Regions from separate parts of the Homo sapiens genome. Here regions 1 and 3 are each linked to region 2. Evidence: chromatin loops called from intact Hi-C (ENCODE). Cell type or tissue: PC-3. All regions are shown on one strand.

Evidence for each region. A loop is a pair of places that touch in the nucleus more often than their neighbours do. Peaks named below come from ENCODE experiments on the same cell type or tissue, not always from the same donor. Only the 100,000 strongest peaks of a DNase experiment are listed, where the experiment ranks them.
Region 1: a loop joins it to region 2, with 4 times the contacts of the local background. A loop is called at or near these places in 5 of 110 quality-filtered maps.
Region 3: it touches region 2 in a loop (3-fold over the local background); 56 of 110 quality-filtered maps call a loop at or near these places.

Annotation. Positions count from the first base shown.
Region 1 is chr3:100,491,079-100,493,578 of GRCh38, reverse strand. It overlaps TMEM45A (transmembrane protein 45A), which reads right to left and starts at 960. Exons shown (of 6, transcript NM_018004.3): 1 at 651-960. RefSeq lists a silencer at 943-1,242. In PC-3, no CTCF peak of the experiment used is centred here; a DNase peak (open chromatin) is centred at 1,098; H3K4me3 peaks cover 1,782 bases; H3K27ac peaks cover 496 bases.
Region 2 is chr3:100,589,384-100,591,883 of GRCh38, reverse strand. No RefSeq gene overlaps it. Among named protein-coding and RNA genes, the nearest start is that of ADGRG7, 19 kb to the left of the region's middle. RefSeq lists a silencer at 1,051-1,210. In PC-3, CTCF peaks have their summits at 206, 932 and 1,135 (motif pointing right); a DNase peak (open chromatin) is centred at 1,163; H3K4me3 peaks cover 273 bases.
Region 3 is chr3:99,831,165-99,833,664 of GRCh38, reverse strand. The region is part of intron 1 of CMSS1 (cms1 ribosomal small subunit homolog); the gene reads right to left. All of the region lies in intron 5 of FILIP1L (filamin A interacting protein 1 like), which reads left to right. All of the region lies in intron 1 of LOC105374010 (a long non-coding RNA gene), which reads right to left. Among named protein-coding and RNA genes, the nearest start is that of HP09053, 8.6 kb to the right of the region's middle. In PC-3, a CTCF peak has its summit at 1,495 (motif pointing left); a DNase peak (open chromatin) is centred at 1,494; H3K27ac peaks cover 358 bases.

The DNA.
Region 1 (2,500 bases), 98 kb after region 2:
TTATAAGTTTATGAACACACAAGTGGTCTGTCACATGTTTGTTTGTTTTTAACAATTATAAAGGAATTCAGGTCTCCCACTATGGATAGGAGAATACCGAAAAGATATATATTTGGCTTGCAACTACCTCCAGATTTAAGTGAAAAATCCAGCAACTACCTGCATAACCCAGGTTTTACGTAATTTATATTAGACATCCTATTAACAGAAGCAAACGTGTTAATTCTGAAAAGATCAGATAATTTTCTCAATCTCCCATCAAAACAGTCCCAGAGTTGGGGATAAAAAACGATTTTGGCTTTACAAATACCCACAGTATTTTCACAGAAAGAAAATAGAGAAATAAATTTATCAATAGATTCAATTTTGGAGTTAGAGGTTTACAACAGAATATCAGTCACATTGCTGCTCCCAGGATATTTAAAACTAGCTCACCAAAAAAAAAAAAAAAAAAAAAAGAATAGCAAACCAAAAAAATTAAATTAAAATGTTAGTGAAACGGAAGAGAAGGGAGCGAAGGGTCCAGTTTGTCGCAGCAAGTGTTACTTTTCTCCCCTTGATGAAGAGAAAGCTGGTGAGAACAGTAAAAAGACACAGGATAGAGATCACGGCAAGAGAAATATGATATCCAGCACGTATCCAAAACTTACCCAACTTGGTCTGTTTACTCAACACTTTATTTTTCCCACTTTGCCAGCTTAAAATCAGACAGCGGCTGGGCTTTTGTTGTTGCTGTTTCTGTTCTTTTGATCCCAGAGCCCCATGAAAATTAAACCGTGTGTTGGATGGGATCTGGCCACGTCTCGCATTGGGTGGGGGGAGGAATTTTTAAACTTGGGTCCCTAGTCGCTTCTTTGGGAAAACGAATAAATAATAAGTGGCGAGAAGGAGAGGACGTGGGGGACGTGCTCGGCTGACGTCGGCCCGCGAGGAGGCCGCACAGCTGTCCAGATGTGCTTCATCTGTTCCCCCCGCGGGGCACGGGCCTCGGCGGCCGCGGCTGGCACAAGCCCCAGCTCATTGGTGGCCGCAGCTCTTCACTTGCTGCCGATTGGCCGGGCGGCCCGCCACTCCGGAGGGCCTCGGGCCCGCCCCTCTCTCAGGCCCGCTGGCTGCATCCTAAGGGAATGTGGAAGTGCAGCGCCGTCGCTGATGTGGCACTCGGCGGCTGCGCGGCCGGGACGGCTCGGGGCAGAGAGGGAGGTTGCCTACTCCCAGGTCTTGCCCCTGCCCCGGCCCTGTTATGCCCCTCCTTTTAGACAGACCGCTTTGTTTAAACAGGATGATTTGTAGCCGTTTGGAGGCTGAAAATAAGGCGGATGATTTGTAGCCGTTTGGGGGCTGAAAATAAGACGCGCCTGGTGCTTGGAGTGGAAGAGGCTGGGGCTCCGGGCTGCCCACGCCCCCAAAGGGCGTTCAGGCCACGCCTTGGGATTCCTCTCTCTTCACTTTCTCCAGGGAGCAAATAATAGGGCCCAAGAGCCTGCTCCCTGGGGACGGTATTCTTTCTTTCGGTGGAGGGAAAACCTTAATGAACCCTTCGTTGAAGTCCTTATTAACCAGAATTGAAGTTGTTCCTGCGGAGATGACCAGGACTGGGTATGAGAGTGGTTTGGCAGACCTGCTTGGTTTTTTGTATTGAGTGATGGTCGTTGTAGGGAACCGAGAAATACTGCTTTGTTGTGTGAGAATTGAGAAAGGACTGCGCCAAACGTTGCTTTGAACTTGGGAAAGCAGTTGGAGGGTTAACCAGTTTTTTGATTAGTGAGTTAGAAGGAGAGGAGGAAAGAAGAGATCTGCAAATCAATTGCCATTATAATTTGTGCATATTGACAGAACCGTTCCCTCATTGAAATATTAAGTGGGCAAGAGCCACACTCACTGGGCTGCACGCCAGGGAAGGCACCAGACCCCGCATTAAACAGTTTTTACCTGCATTATCACATTTAATTCTTACAACTACCTTATAAAATAGATATTAAAATAATCTCCAAGACCCAGCACCTATCCCAGCCTACCACAGATGTCTCCAAACATATGTTTGCAGCACTCCATCATAGATACATAAACTCATCTGCAATTTGCCATCCCTGCAGGGGTCAGAATTTATTATGAGTGTCCAAAGCTTTCACTACAATGATAATGTCTTGTTTGTTGGTGTATTTGTCATCTATTGCTGCGCAACAGATTCCCACAAACTTAGTGCTTTGTACAACACATGTATATCACTGCACAGTTTCTGAAGGTTGGAAGTCCAGGCATGGCCAAACTAGATCCTCTGCTTATGCTCTCACAAGGGTGCAATCAAGGTGTCAGCCGGGCTGCATTGTCATCTGCAGGCTCTACTGGAGAAGAATCATTTCCAAGCTTTCTCAGGTCATTGACAGAATTCATTTCTTTGCAGCTCTAGGACTGACTCCCCAGTTTCTTTCTAGATGTGAGCTAGAGGCTGCCCTTAGCTCCGAAAGACTGCTCTTAGGCTCCCAATGGCCATCCACGG
Region 2 (2,500 bases):
TATTGGTTCTGTTTCTCTGGAGAACTAATACAGGGGCCATTCTGCAATAAGAACCATGCATTTTACAGGATATGAAGGCCCATAATCCCCAGAAAGCTTAATAATAATGTATGATATTCAAGGATACTCAACGAGTTTGTGATCTAGTTAGCAAGCGTATAAAACATTAGAAGACACCAAAGACAACAATGCAGAAGTCACTAGTTAATAAATGATTTACAAGTATAAACATTGCCTCCCAGAGGAATGTTGGAATGACAAAAATACTGGTTAAGGACACTTGCCAACCTGGTGAGCCCATAAAATAGTATAAATGTATAACTAAGCCAAGTTGTCAGTAAGTTTCTCAACAAAGATAATGCATTTTATGGCTGGTAATAAAACTTGGGGTAGATAATATCTTCATCCCTGGCATTTGCCGTATTGCCCTCAGTGTACCATTTTCCATGCTTTATTCTGAAATCTAAAAACATTAAGCTTAAAACTAATGTAAAGTAATGGGGTTGTTTGAGTTTGCTAAGGTTGCTATAAGAAAGTATCACAAACGGAGCAGCTTAAACAACAGAAATTTGTCTCACAGTTCTGGAGGCTAGAAATTCCAGATCAAGGTATTGTCAGGGCCATGCTCCCTTTCAAGGTGTTAGAGAGAATCTGTTCCATGCCTCCCTCTTAGTTAGCTTCTGATAGTATGCTGCCAAACTTCGGCATTCCTTGACTTGTAGACATATCACTCCAATCTCTTCCTTTATGTCCATATGGTGTTTTCCACGTGTGTGTGTGTGTGTGTCCAAATTTTTATTTTTTATAAAGACATAAGGCATATTAAATTGGAAACTACCCTACTTCAGTATGGCCTCATCTTAACTAATTTGATCTGGAATTATCATATTTCCATATAAGATCACCTTCTAAGGTACTGGGGGTTAGGACTTCAAAATATGAAATTTGTGGGGGACAGACACAATTTTACCCATAACAATGGATTAAAGTACTAATAAATTAAAACCTAAGATTTTTTAAAATAACTCAAACTCTACCTCTAACTATTTTTGTGGTCTGACTTCTTGGGGTGAAGGACGCTTCTTTTAGGATGTGAACTTGGTGTTTGCTTATGAGTTGTGTTTCTACACTCTGCCACTAGAGGGCAGCATCATCGCTCTTGTCTTTTTCACTGTTCAGCCTATTCCGCAATATCGTCAGTCCTCAGTCATCCTCCGTACTATACACACAATAGAGACGGAATATATTTTAGACACATATCTTGAGAAGTGAGAAGTGGGGAAGGTATCTTATTCTGGGGAGTCTCGTGTGCCCTGGCCATCACTGTCCTGGTGGTGATCCTCCCTTTCCTGAATCTCTGACTAGAATCAAATACCAGAGATATTTGAACAGAAGCTGGCATTTCTTCCTCTGAATGGGACACAGGAAGAGAGGTGGGGGTATGAAGACAGATGGTCCTCAGAATAAGGCAGGTCCATCTGAGAAGGAACTGAGCCATTCACTATGCAATAGTCTAACCGCTGAAGTGGAAAGAGCCCGCACTTACGGTGCCTGGAGACTTACCTCTGATGATGGGCTTGGCCACTAACTGCTTGCTCTTGGACAAGTCACTAACTCTCCAGTCTCAGGGTCTTCACCTACAGACAACATCTTAGGACATATTGATAATATCTTCCTTATACTTTCTCTCTTCTTTCTGCACCTAGAGCTCCCTATTCAATACTACATGTTAAGAAAGATTCCTTAGGTGCTATAATAGAGACCAAAGAAATATGTTTCTCTTTAGGGAATTATAATGCAGTGAGAAGAATTTATGGATAGGGATAATTAGAGGACTAAACAGCATATGATCCAGTAATTCCCCAGGCTCTCTGCTCTAGGAATTTATAGACAGAAGAGAGCAGTATGAAGTAGTAGGAGGGAAAGGTTTGGAATTTGGCCATAAAGAATCTTCAGAATTAAGCTGATAGGTTGAAGGAAGAGAGGGCGGTTAATTCAACATAGATATGGGAATTAAAATAAAATGTTTTGGGAGAACAGAGAACAAGTCAGCCTGATTGGTAAAAGCCTTATGTTAAGAACATAAGATGAGCACATAACTATACATTGAATCACATGCAATTGACATTATTTGATTTGATTTGATACCCAAATAGTCTAAGCTTTGAGAATAATGTTAATTAATTTAGACTTGGTATCAGAGGCAAAAGGAAGCTGCGTCAGTTTCTGAGCCGATGAAAGAGGGTTGTTCCATCCTAAACTGCTAAGCCCCTTAATTACGTGGGTGAGCTTATTCCTGTATGTTTTAGAGGCTGTATGTATTTGGGCCTCAGGCACAGATCAGCAAATCAGGTGTTATTTGGCCTACACTTTCAGCTTTTTACTTGAAATCTTTAATCCTCCCTTTAGAAGATGTGAAAATAGGCAGAACAGCCCAAGATCATGAGAGGACTCAGATAAGGAGCACTGTTTCACCTCCATTTGAACATTTCCTTAACCA
Region 3 (2,500 bases), 760 kb after region 2:
ACAACACGTTGTCAATACAGATCAAAAAGTTCAAAGCACTTACAAAATTAATTTCCTTTAGAGAAAAGGAAACATCCTGACTCCAGCTGTCTGAGATCTGATAGTTTCTCCATAAATGCTGATTTTGTTCTGGTATATTTGTGCTCCATGATAAAGTGGAAGAACAAAAGAGTCATGTAGAAATTGGGCTATAGAACTGAGACTTTGAATACAACTGAAAACACTTCACCTTTCCATACTTCTTTTGCTCATTATGACTCAATGCCTTCTAATAACTCACTGTAACCAGGGAGTCTTCTAGATTGCTAGGTTTCTTTTGAGAATCTATGGATAAAACAAACCAACACTTTTAGAATTTAATATATTCCACAAATTTACTCCTCTTCTTTCTACTGCTCCCTAGGTGGAACCACTTCTTCTGCCTCATTGAACTCAACATCCTTCAGACTTTTAAGGCATTCCAAATCCCAGTCTTCATGTTGAACTGGGTTAAGCATTTATTAAAAAATCGTTTTCTTCTATGAATGAGCTTTCCAACTTGCTTAATCTCCTCCAAGACATCTGCTCTTTGATGAAACCCAGGAGCCTCCAACTCTGAGTAGAACATTCACTGTGTGGTCTTAAAAGAGCCATATGCATGTATTTCTCTTGCAATATGCATTCCAAATTTGGACAAAACTTTCTTGGAGCTATTTGACATAACGCTCTATAAAAATGATCCAAGAGATGACACATTTTAATGCTCCATACCTCATTTACTGAAACATGTCCAAGGATAAGTCATACAAGAAAAAAAAAAAAAACAACTTTTTTTTTTTTTTTTTTGAGACAGAGTCTTGCTCTGTGGCCCAGGCTGGAGTGCAATGCTATGATCTCGGCTCACTGCAACCTCCGCCTCGTGGGTTCAAGCGATTCTCCTGCCTTAGCCTCCAAGTAGCTGGGATTACAGGAGTGCGCCACGACGCCCGGCTGTTTTGTATTTTCAGTAGAGACAGGGTTTCACCGTGTTGGCCAGGCTGGTCTCGAACTCCTGACCTCAAGTGATCCGCCCGCCTCAGCCTCGCAAAGTGCTGGGATTACAGGTATGAGCCACTGCGCTAGGCCTTTTTTTTTTTTTTTTTAAAGATTTGGGAATGGCTGGGCGCAGTGGCTCACACCTGTAATCCCAGCACTTTGGGAGGCCAAGGCGGGCGGATCATGAGGTCAGGAGATCGAGATCATCCTGGCTAACACAGTGAAACCCCGTCTCTACTAAAAATACAAAAAATTAGCCGGGCGTGGTGGCGGTCGCCTGTGGTCCCAGCTACTGGGGAGGCTGAGGCAGGAGAATGGCGGGAGCCCGGGAGGCGGAGCTTGCAGTGAGCCGATATCGCGCCACTGCACTCCAGTCTGGGTGATACAGCGAGACTCCGTCTCAAAAAAAAAAAAAAAAAGATTTAGGAATGACAATTGGGGTTGTTCTGATAAAATAACAAGCCTTTGCTGCCATCTAGAGGTAAAAACTACGTAATGAAAATGGAGTTACCTAGAAAACAAAAGCTTGCACATCAATGGTGTAGAAACAAGTAGGAGCCCAGTAACCTTCAGGCAGCTGGGCCTGAAAGTATCAGTGACCACCATTCCAAGCCACATTTTCTTCACCAACACGTATCAGTGTTGCTCAAAAGAAACGAGCTCCACCAATACTGTGTGTCATACCAATCTGTCTCGGCCTTTCACAGTATTGAACTATGCATACCCAGGTAGGCTAGAGTTCCAGGTGAAGAAAAAATAAAGCTTACATCTAAAGGAAGTTCAATTATGGCAGCACTTTTCCAAGTGTGGTAGGCCAACCACCTGAGTTGAAGAAATCACTCTGAGAGTTTATTAAAAATGTGAATTGCTGGACATATCCACAAACCAATGAATTACAATGCATAGGAGTAAGATTCAGAAATCTACAATTTAAAGACGATCCCAACATAGATTTTTGAACACTAAATTGGAGACCCAATCTAAATCTTGATAAAGTTACAGGACATCACAGAAATCCATCTTGGGAAGGCTATTATTAATGCTATAGTCACAATATTAGCAGACTTGATTAGTCTGTCACTGACTTCAACTGCAGCTTCTACTGCTCATGGCTTGGATAATATGGTTGTTCACAGAAATGTCCTGATCTCCAAGTTGTTTCCTTCCTTTTTCGTCTTTTAAAACAATTTAGTGTTCCTTTTTCTCATAGCATACTTACTATAAAATATGTGGAGAACACAGAAAATGTAAGAAAAATCAAAAGTACCTGTAAGTCCACTAATCAGGGTTAACAACCAATAGCATGGGTGCATTTTCTTTTAGTATTTTTCTCTTCACATGTAAATAATTAAAGCATGTACACAGTTTTAAATTCTACTTTTAACATATCTAAGTAAACGTTTTCCTGAAGCTTTGGCCTCATTAACAAAGCATGTTGTCATAATTATACTATAATTCATTTAACACATCCTATTCATTTAACTGT